Linked DNA regions of Homo sapiens: regions 1 and 3 are each linked to region 2. The links are chromatin contacts, found by Hi-C or POLR2A ChIA-PET in ENCODE. All regions are on one chromosome and are shown on one strand. The core of a region is the stretch at or near the end of the contact, and the rest is flanking DNA. Distances in the headings are between cores, read along the strand shown.

Region 1 (3,560 bases), core at 675-3,174, 47 kb after region 2:
CTGGGAGTCATCTGATGCCCTTCAATAAATGCTTAAATTATGTCTGCAACAGAGAACTCTGACCAATATATGCATATCAAATAAAAAAACAGATTTTGCCCTTAATTTCAAGATTTTTACAAGATCTTCTGAAGATCATGCATGGCTTAGCTCTCAGAATACATAGATGCTCATTTGTTATATTGTCAGTGGAGAGGTGATAGGGAATGATGCTGCATAAGGCTTCTTGGTACAGAAGAATTAACACTGAATAGAGTAAGCAGTCTTGGCCCTAGTCTTGGCTTTGCTACTATTTACCTAGTCATTGCACAGTAAGTGGTGTCTATGTCCCCTGTCCTGAATCTGGGCAGGATTGTGACCATTAGAATAAGGTAGCAGTGGTGCTGTGTGACTTCCAAGGCTAAGTCAAACAAGGCAACAGATACAACTTCTGCCTTGTAGCTTGGGACACCCTGAGCCACCATACAAGAAGCCTGATTACCCAGAGGCCTCTATGCTGTGAGCAAGCCCAGACCATACAGAACAGCCATGTGAGTTGCCCCAGTTGAGAGGCTCAGCTGAGGTGCCAGTTGAAAGCCAGTAACAGCTGCCACATACAACTCTATAACTTCTCATACAGATTGATACATGAGCCCAGGACATCAGGTATTACCCAGGACTGTCTTGGGAAAATTGATGTACGGCCACCCTTTTGAGCATCTACTCTGTGCTAAGCACTTGTGCCTTCCTTTACCTCTGTGAACTCCTTAAAATGGGGTGAGGGTTGTTGAGCTAGTATATATCACAAATCTCAGTGCCACAAGGATAAGGCAAGTAACAAAAACACATGAGACAGCTGAATTTGAGTAACAGAACATGTCAAGGACGTCAGTAAACTGAAAGGCACACACGAAGTCTAGAGGGAACAGATATTCAGCTCCCATATGTATTATCAGAAAGCAATGCAGGCACAATTATCTCCTAATACTCTGATTTTTTTTTTCAAAAGAAGTTAAAAATATACATTTTTCCATTTAAATTTAAAACGTTCTAGACAATTTTTAAGGTAGTCTTTATGGGTTGGAGGATTTCAGTGGACTCTCCAGGCTAATAGTCCAAAATAAATCAATTAATGTAAATACCCCACAACCACTCTTAGGTATCTGCTAATCCTGGCTCTCCAGCAGGCTCACTTTGGGGATAGCTGTTATTTTTGTTAGAGGGGAAACCACTTCTATAAAAAGCCACTCTTTTGTCTCAGAATTCTAGATTGAAGGTAATTAAAGCTCCCCCCCGCCTTTTTTTTTATCTTGTGTGAAGAAGTTTTAAACTATCATGTTTAGTTATATAAATGTCCACCCAGGTGCAGGAAAAAAAATACCAATCATGAACTCTGTGTATTAGTCAGCTATTATTGTAAAAATGTTATGTAGCAAATACCCAAATAACTTACAACAAGCATTAATATCACAGTCATAGATTTTGGGGCTGGCTAATCTAGGCTGGGCTCAGTTGGATGGCTCTGCCTTACACTGTGAGGCAGCTAACTATGGCTTACATTCAGGTCTTCTCCCTCTGTGTTTCTTCTGAGATTCAGGGAGAAATAGCAGCATCTATCCAGCAGCAACTCTCCTCACAGCAGATCACCAGAATGCAAGAGCTAAGCCTAATTGAACAAGTTCAGCTAAGGTCTCTGTTTGCCTCACATCTGCTAATATATCACTGACCAAAGTTAAGTCACAAAGCCAAGCACACCCTCAAAGGGCCCAGAAGGACACTCCACCAACAATAGAAAGGGGAAAGAAGTGAATGCTTACTGAAACTAACCCAAACTCTCATATCCTACGTGTCTTTTTGAAAAGCTGGGTTCTTTTCTAAATCATCCCCGAACAACCTCTCTCTCAGGCCTCACTGGCTCCCCATGGAGCTGCTGGACTCTGGGACGTCACCCCAAGTGGATTTTGGCCTGCTGTGAGCGAAACACGTGGTGGGTGGAAGCAAATGCCGAAGACTTGGAACTCTCAGGACAAGTGCTCTAAATTAGGAACAAAGCATTCCATGAACTACGTCAAAACTTTAAAAATAAGCCTTTCTCCATGCACAGCTAATGACCTTGCTGAACACATTTAAAAATGTCTCATTTAAGATGTTTAAGTAATTACTCAGGAGGAGTGACCATAAGGTTTTTCCATCCCATCTGTGCCCTGCCTCTAAGCCCTCTCTTTCCCTTCATTGCCACGGGTCCTGGTTCCCTTGCAGGCTGTTCTCATGTAAGACAGCAACCTAATGTAAGAAATCTACAAATCAATCGTGCCTTTGGGTGGCTTCTTTGCTAAGAATATTGTTTTATTTACTCTGTTCTTTTCATGCCTTCTAAGGAGAAAGAAGACAACTACTGTCACAGAGAGTATTTCTTTAAGGCTGAGCCATAGGGGACCAGAGGATAGAGAATACCTACAATGGTCTCTGATCACAAACTCCTTTAAAATATTATTTTTTAAAAGAACCATGAAACAAGGTGAACATGCTGCAAATTCAAGCCTGAGTAAATAAAAAACCCCACATAACACCTGATGTTTTGTAGGAGATGCAAAAACCAGGGTGCATAGAAAACCTAGAAGTATATATTAGTCGGAAGTAGACTGAGATAGTAGGATAGACTGACCCAGGCTCTCAAGTTTCTTATTTACTGTGTAACTCAAGATAATTGGGCTACCTCATGGTCAATCTTGGTACGTGGTTACATTCCGAAGAAACACAAGTGTCTCATCAAACAAACCAACCAAGAAATATGAAAATCTTCCATGAAGACTCAAAGAGATGTCAAAGATAGAGGCAAATTGTATTGCATAACACATCACACTCCTCTTCCCTAGCTTCTTGAAGTCCTACATCTCACAGCAACGATTTAATCAGATTTATTAATTTCAATTATTCCCATTTGTTTCTCCACAAATTTTTTTTTCTTTTTTTTTTTTTAAAAAAAAGACCTGGGGCCAAGCATAACGGCTAATGCCTGTAAACCCAACAATTTGGGAGGCCAAGGCAGAAGGATTGCTTGAGGCCAGGAATTTGAGACTAGCCTGGGCAACACAGCAAGACCTTATCTCTACCAAAAATAAAATACTTAGCTGGGCATGTTGGTGCATGACTCCTAGGTACTTAGGAGGCTGAGGGAGGATGATCACTTGAGACCAGGAAGTAGAGGCCACAGTGAGCTATGATTGCACCACTGCACTTTAGCCTGAGCAACAGAGGAAGACCCCTGTCTCAAAAAAAAAAAAAAAAAAAAAAAAAAAAAGGAAAAAAACAGCAACCTGGGACCTAAACAGATACACAAAGGATGCACTGGAAGGTAGAGAGTCAGTGAATATGTATCAGTAGAATGTATGCCTTGGTCACACTTGCTAGGGTCAATTTCCATACCTCAGACAAGCATTTGCTCTCATGTTGGGTCCAGAGCTCCCCTGGTTGGACATTGTATTCAAAGCCACGCTCCAGTTTAAAAAATAGAATTGAGGCCTAAAGGCTTTGGTTCTAACCCCAGTCCCATCACTTAACTAGCTGTTTGCACTTGGACA
Region 2 (3,522 bases), core at 831-3,330:
CACTTTTACATCCTAAGATTGGAAAGTGCCAGAGGCCCCCACAAATCTCCAAAAGCATAGTTTGCTCTCCAATTTTCTCAACTCTTTCCCGGTTTGTAATGTTTATTGTTTTCTTATAATATTTACCAACCATCTTACCTCACCAATGCTAGATCCTACAGGTAACAGAAGCACAGTATACCAGAATGATCACATCCAATAGCCCCTGGCTGGCTCCAGGTGTCATGAAGTGACCTCTGATTTTGTTACTGCCCCTGAGTGGTGGCCAGAAGTTACATTATGTCAGTTTACAGTGTGGCAGCCCCCATATCCATTGGGGACATGAGTGTCAGGCAGGTCAGGTGAGTGTCACCACCTGGAAAGTGGAAGCATCTCTAAAAACAACTTCCACAGAATGCATGAATTTACAGATGATATGAAAACATGTGCATATTGAATTTTCTGAAAAATGGCTTATCACAAAATTTAAAAAAAGTATTTATCAAAGGAACTTTGGGCACATAAGGAAATAAATCCAATAGTATGCTCATGACAATTAGTTATATAAATAAAATAAAGTAGGTTATTAGTCCATATAAGATAGCCTCAGGAAAAAATTAAATGCCCAGATAAAAAGTATGCAGCTTGACAAATTTTTACAGAATTTATGAAATTACCACTTGTGTCAAGATACAGAACATTATCAACACCCCAGAAACTTCCCTCGTGCTCCAACCCAGTCAGTACTACCTCCATCCGGAAGTAACAGCTATTCTGATGTCAGTCAACACAGAGATTAGTTTTTCTGTTTTGCAACTTTATATAAACAGTCATACAGTCTATAGTTCTTTGCATCTGGCTTCTTTTTTTGTTGTTGTAGATAGCTGTAGTCGGGTTTTTAAAAATTGCTATAAAGTATGTGAATACACCACACTTCATTTACCCATTCCACTGTTGATGGACATTTAGGTTGTTTCCAGCTTTTGCCTATTACATGTGGTGCTTCTATGAACACTTGTACTGGGGGAAAAAAAATGCCAGGGTTAAGGGTAACTGCCTCTAAATTGCAACTTCAGTTCAAGCAAAGAAAAGAGAACATTTCCCTAGAAAGATTCTCTTACTTTTGTGTGAGTCTCCTAAATGATGACACTCAGAATAAGACGCTTTCTTCTCCTTCCACAGTCCCCTGTGCTGAGGCATTTTATGTGATTGTGTGTGTAAGCTTCAAAGCGTTATTCAACAAAGAAGCGCTGTTCTCCCAAGCTCTAACCATTTACTCGTAATGGGCATATGGTATTTCGAGTGCTGTACTTTACTATTTCACCACTAGAGGGCAAGAGGAGCCCCACAATGCTTGACATTGCCAGATCTGCAGTCAAAATGATTAATCATGAGGCAAAAACAAGAAGCCAGAGGGAAAAAAGGAAGAGCTCACAAAGGCAAAATAAACATCCATAAACTTAAACTTTCCTGGGTAGGGAAGATCTGAAAAATGTCACCCATGAGCCACTTTCTAACACTCGTTCCATCTTTCTTTTTCCAGTGTGCAAAACTCAATTGCACAGTCCTCAGTTGCTGAAACTACCACCCAACAGGGTGGGACTAGATCAGGCAGACAGATCTCAGAGGGCATTTTTTTTTAGCACTGCCTAGAGCCTTGGTTATTAGGAAGCCGAGAATCTTGCAGAGGTCCCAGGCCTCAGGGGCTCTGAACAAGCAACAGAGAGTTCTGTGATTTCTTCTTCATTCTAAGTAATATTTCTTCCAATAACACCATGGTGTTTACTAAAATCAAGGCACTAATGAGTAAGGCTACCAGCCCCAACACCTCTCCTTTTTCTCCTCTTCTCCCGGGTCCAGGCCCTTCTACCTGCCACAAACTTAATCAAGATTACAGAATGGAGATGTGTTGTTTTTTGCAAGGGGAGGGGAGTAGGGAAATTAATTACGAAGCCAAGTTGCTGTTAAACTATTTATAATAAATTTCTACTGGAAAAGGACCTTTGGCTGACAATCGTTTTCTTCTGCCTCGGCATGACCAAATACAGTAAGAATTCAAAAGGAAAACTGAAAAGCGAGGAAGAGCCCACAGCTGGAGCAGTCTGTTTTCACGTCTCCACGCTGGCGAACGACAAACTCGGCAAGGAGCCTCCTGTGTATTTCCTGTCCTCGTTATCTCAGTTCTTGCTCTGAAGGGCTAAGAAGCCTTCACCGTTAGCCAAGACTCCTTCGTGCTTCAGCTTAATTTTCCTTGCATAATTTTAAATACAGATCATGTCTACAGTACAGCAATTAATGGATAGCCTAAAGACTTATTATTTCAAACTAATTGATATGTAGGAAAAGTTTAAATAACATAACGGAGAGGGGAAATTTTAAACGATGTATGCACAATGAATTTAAAATTTCTCTCTGTTGCAGATGGTAGCAAAAACATATGATTAATAGGGGGATGTGATCAAAATGTAGAACTGACTTGGAAATCTTTCTCTTTTTGATATTCTTGAGCATATGATTGGAAGGAAGAAAGATTCAGACATTTCAGAAATGGGGTAAGGGGTGCAGGGGAGAGCAGATTCTTCCCCCCCCACTCACTCCCACCAATTCTAGGGAGTTATCTCACAAGATAAAAGAACACCTGAGTATATTTTGAGTTGTGCTGTTAGGTCAGAAATAAGAAATGGGAGAAGAATGCCATTATTTCCATTCTAACTCTTTGGTCAAATCCCCCTCTTGAGATAAACTTGAGAGAGAAGTCTACAAAGACCAAGTTCACCCAGCTGCAGCAGAACCTGTTCCAAGTCACCAGCACTCCCAGACCCAGGATTCCCTCCAAATTCTAAGAAATGTGCTGTGATGAATCACCTCACTGACACACAAAAAAACAAAAATCTTTCTAATTTCCCCATTCACATTCCAGCAAGTTTAATAGGAAAGTTTAGAAAACTCATCTGAAGAAAGAATACTCTTCAAATGGGAGAGAGCAGGAACATTTTGTTCTAAGAAGGGATTGAGACCTAATGATGCCAGACAACATTTTAAATATCAGAACACAGCATTTGTAAGAAAATAGAATCTGCTTCAACCATAAACCATAAGGGGGGAAAACTACCTTTAAAATGTATTTTCTTCATATCAAATTCATGTCATAAGAATATCTGAATGACTTCTGGCCAAGTCACTTAAATTTTGTGGTCTTCAGTCTTTTTGGTCTTCTCAGATGTAAAATTTGCCACAGACTGGTTATTTTTTAGAACCCTTTCTTCCCTTCTGTTCTCCTACTTTATTTAGGTAGCTCTACACACACATTTTGAAAATTGGATGAACAACCTCCTTCTCATTGGTCCATGCAAGACCATATTACTGTATTTATAATATAATACACACCCATATACACCACAAAAACTACAATACTGGTTTCTCCCCCTCTGGTACCCTGGCCTTTCATTCTCCACCCTCTGCCCTTCAAGGTAACAATGAATCTGAAACGTGTGCATGTATATATTCCTGTTTTTTATATTTACATGGTTATAGATATACATG
Region 3 (3,576 bases), core at 75-2,574, 42 kb before region 2:
TTAGGTTTTCTTTTGCTGTTGAGTACATGAACAGCAATACTTACACAACTTACATCATGATCGTCAGAGCCGATACAGAAAGCCACAGGCCTGCCTGGCTGCTACACTGAGGTGTCTACAGACCAAGAGGCTTCACATGTGCCTTTCTGTAATTAGTATTTACTCAGCCTCCTATAGCAGGGAAAATATTTTGCACATAATAAACTCATATATTTCCTTACCCATTAAGGGGTAATGTACTTAAGCACATTTTCCTGTAGGATTTTTACCAGCAAGGTCGAGTCATAGCTCCAGGAGAGGAAAGAATGGGACTCACTAGAAGAGAAGATCCTCATTAGCAAGTGAAAAATTTTGTAAAACAGGGATTACAAGAGAGGAAGGTATTTTTTTTTCAAATTTTTCAAATTCCTTTAACTTCTTCTAACATGGAAGTCAGATCTGGGGGGCTAGAGCCTTGCTTGCTATATACCCAAAGATGACAGAACTCAGGATAAGACATAGAAAAAGAGAAAAGCCTGCCCCCTTCTTCCTCAGGCCTTGGAATCGTTGGAAGAAGAAGGGGAGAGAGAGAATAGAGCAGGAAATGAGACTTTGTATGTACCTCTCTGACTTCTACCCTCCAGGCGAAAATCCGGAAGATTCTGGAGCAGGCTCATGACACCTCATATCTTGTGTGTCTTAGAAGGGACACGAAAGCTCTTGCATGTCCTGGTGATGGGAAATGGTGGTGTGAGCGGGGGCTGGTGTGAGCGGGGGCTGGTGTGAGCGGGGGCTGGTGAAAGCTGGGACAAGACAAAGAGGCTCCCTCTGGTGTTGACTTCATAACTGAAGTCCGCTGGACTCAAGTAATGAGTGGACTTGGCCAGACTCTACCGGGGCATCTCGCCCCAAATGGCCAGCAGTCTTGTGTCCATGGAGAAATCTAGACCAACCATTTCACAGCACAGACCTATGAGGATGCAGAGAGCAGCCTGGCAGGTCTAAGTCTGTGCCTTTCTCCCCCTTGGAAGACACACTGATTTCCTGAATAGATTTACCCACCATTTGGGAGAGCTGAAAATGGGAAGGACAACTTTACAAGCTTCAACTTTACCCAAAGAGACTGACTCATGCAAAAAAACGTGTAAAACCAATCCTATGGGGAGTGAAATGTTGAAGAAACCATAAGGAAATTGTCTATTTCCTTTAACAGTTAGAAGGACTAGGGCAGCTTCCCTTCCTGTCATGGGAAGTGTGGCTCCTACGCCCTCTGGGAGAGTGGTTTGAGAAGTGTTTCCGCTGTGACTTAAATTATAGCCATTTCCCGAGCAGGCAGCCCAGGGACTGTGGTAGGCAGTGCCAGCTACTCGGAGTCAATTGAAAGGGAATTGGTCGCCTGGGAGGTTTCTAACCTGATTTCAGGTTTCCTGGACACCGCGTCCTCTCCTGACCCAACACCTGCTGTGACAGATAGATGTTTGTAATGAGGTGAATAACAAACAGTCTCATGAACATTAGGTCACATGGAACAAAAGGCACACTGGCTTAGGTGGAGCCTGCATTTTCCTGTTTTTCTAATACATTTCTCTACCAAGTCTACTCACTCGCGGAAAGCTTTGGCAAGATTTTTAGGCAAAGCCTTTAAACTCACATTTTTTTGAAGAAAAAAATGTTTGCTATTTCATGGCTGAAAGAGAGACTCAATTCTGCTGTTACATTCAGAAATCTGTTTTTTTGTTTTTAAATGTCTGTTTCATACTTAAAATCTCAGAATATCTTACTGAGACCAGCTCTAAAGTAAACTATTTCACCACACTCAAAGAAGACCCAACCATCATAATAAAAGGGGCAGAAAGAAACATTGGGAGGTGATGGATTTGTTGTAAAAATGAATGAGGGCCAGGCACGGTGGCTCACACCTATAATCCCAGCACTTTGGGAGCCTGAAGTGGGAGGATCACTTGAGCCAAGGAAATCGAAATCAGCCTGGGCAAGATAGTGAGACCCTATCTCTAAAAAAATTTTAAAAAATTAGCTGGGCATGGTAACACATGCCTGTAGTCCCAGCTACTGAGGAGGCTGAGGCGGGAGGATCACTTGAGCCCAGGAATTGCAGGCTGCAGTGAATTATGATCACACCACTGCACAGCCAGGGCAACAGAGCAAGATTCTGTTTTAAATAAATAAATAAATATTAATGAATAAAATCAAATATTCCTAATAGACAAACTGGCTTTTGACTTTTCTGGTGGTATTTCAATTGATTTTTCCTGTAGCGGAATTCATAGGTGAATGCCTGCCACAGCAAGGGTCCAGTGTGAATGAAGCTTTCTATGTGATTTGTAGGTTTTTCCTCTGCCCTGATGTGACTACCAGAAGTGGGGTTCAGCTGGGAGTTTTAGAAATGACTTTTTCTTTTTATTTAAATTTTGTGCCTAATTATATTCTTAGATGTATTGGTCAGAGCTTTATCATGATCATTCGTATATCTACAGTCCCTCAGTATTTAAGTCTTATTAGCAAAAGTAAATGTGAAAAAGGTATTGTGTGAGATTTTACAACAGCCCAAGATGAAGAGTATAGATGTGTGTGGTGTTTGTCGATGGCATTATGCTTCTATCCTTGTTCTGACAGGATTCTGGCCTTTTGGAACATTCTGTCTAAGGATTGAAGCTAATTTAGTTGAGAAACCTAAATATTACATTTCGAGAATGAATTTAACACCTAGATTTCCAATCTTGAAATTACAATAGTCACTCACTTATCAAAGAGTAGAGTAGAAAATAGTTCTTTCCTTTTAACATCTTTTCTCTCTTAAAATTGGAGGACAGGGATTTATAAGTAGTGTTCCATCTATCCATCCATCCATTTATCCATCCATCCATCCATTCTTTCATCCACCTATCCACCTATGGTATGTACTTGCATGTGTGTGTGTGTGTGTGTGTGTGTGTGTGTGTAAACATATTTAAAAGGCAGGTTTACTCATTGCTTTTGGTACAGTTCTCTAAACTAAAGAAGCTTATGTTGGTACTTTTATTGTCCATGAAATTATATTATGAAACAATAACAGGTAGGAAGGATGGGTTCCCATAAATATCCTCTTACTCTCTTTGCATTTTGTATCATGTGCACTACTAATCTCTTACATTTGTTAATCCATTGCTATGGTTTTGACATAAGTTGGACTGACACCTTCATTTAGCAGATGTAGAAAGAGGCCCAGAGAGGTCCACTTACAGGCAGGAGTAGGGCCAGGCCAGAAATCTAGTCTCCCGTCTTTTTGCTTTTCTTAGCAAACAGATTCCCCAATGAGCAGACTTGATTGTGTCTTGCTGCACAGCAATCCACACTAACCATACAGGTGTAATGTCCATTATCTAAAAACCCCAGTCCGCTTTGATTTCGGATCATGTGCTTCCCTTCTCTACTGTGCAGATGTCAGGTAAACAGGTCATCGCTGCACTGCTTCATTGTTTGTTCCAGTCTTCTTTTCTCTGGGTTCCTTCCTTTATTCATTTTCAGCTGTTATGAATTTATACACAATTAAAGGGGGAGGGAGGCATATTAATTGAAAAATTGATGACATAACCTTGA

Evidence for each region. Hi-C counts contacts between places; a loop is a spot of excess contacts on that map. ChIA-PET counts read pairs that join two places held with the same protein, here RNA polymerase II (POLR2A). Pooled maps may share reads with other maps.
Region 1: a map of ascending aorta shows a loop between it and region 2 (4-fold over the local background). The contact joins two enhancer-like sites. A Hi-C loop is called at or near these places in 8 of 168 maps with a recorded cell type or tissue (Right ventricle myocardium inferior, aorta, ascending aorta and 4 more) and 12 of 50 pooled maps. POLR2A ChIA-PET finds 5 or more read pairs at or near these places in 1 of 52 experiments (PC-3).
Region 3: a loop to region 2 is called in a map of endothelial cell of umbilical vein, with 2.2 times the contacts of the local background. The contact joins two enhancer-like sites. A Hi-C loop is called at or near these places in 4 of 168 maps with a recorded cell type or tissue (HCT116, HepG2, endothelial cell of umbilical vein and 1 more) and 2 of 50 pooled maps. POLR2A ChIA-PET finds 5 or more read pairs at or near these places in 1 of 52 experiments (PC-3).

Annotation. Positions count from the first base shown.
Region 1 is chr20:8,899,752-8,903,311 of GRCh38, forward strand. No RefSeq gene overlaps it. Among named protein-coding and RNA genes, the nearest start is that of RNU105B, 70 kb to the left of the region's middle. Within about 2 kb of position 1,925, at least 8 of the 41 ENCODE cell types and tissues checked have a DNase peak (open chromatin) inside an H3K27ac peak, as active enhancers do; they include ascending aorta, heart left ventricle and heart right ventricle, where a contact is called at or near this core.
Region 2 is chr20:8,852,656-8,856,177 of GRCh38, forward strand. The region is part of intron 31 of PLCB1 (phospholipase C beta 1); the gene reads left to right. Among named protein-coding and RNA genes, the nearest start is that of RNU105B, 23 kb to the left of the region's middle. Within about 2 kb of position 2,081, at least 15 of the 41 ENCODE cell types and tissues checked have a DNase peak (open chromatin) inside an H3K27ac peak, as active enhancers do; they include ascending aorta, heart left ventricle and heart right ventricle, where a contact is called at or near this core.
Region 3 is chr20:8,811,672-8,815,247 of GRCh38, forward strand. The region is part of intron 31 of PLCB1 (phospholipase C beta 1); the gene reads left to right. Among named protein-coding and RNA genes, the nearest start is that of RNU105B, 18 kb to the right of the region's middle. Within about 2 kb of position 1,325, at least 6 of the 41 ENCODE cell types and tissues checked have a DNase peak (open chromatin) inside an H3K27ac peak, as active enhancers do.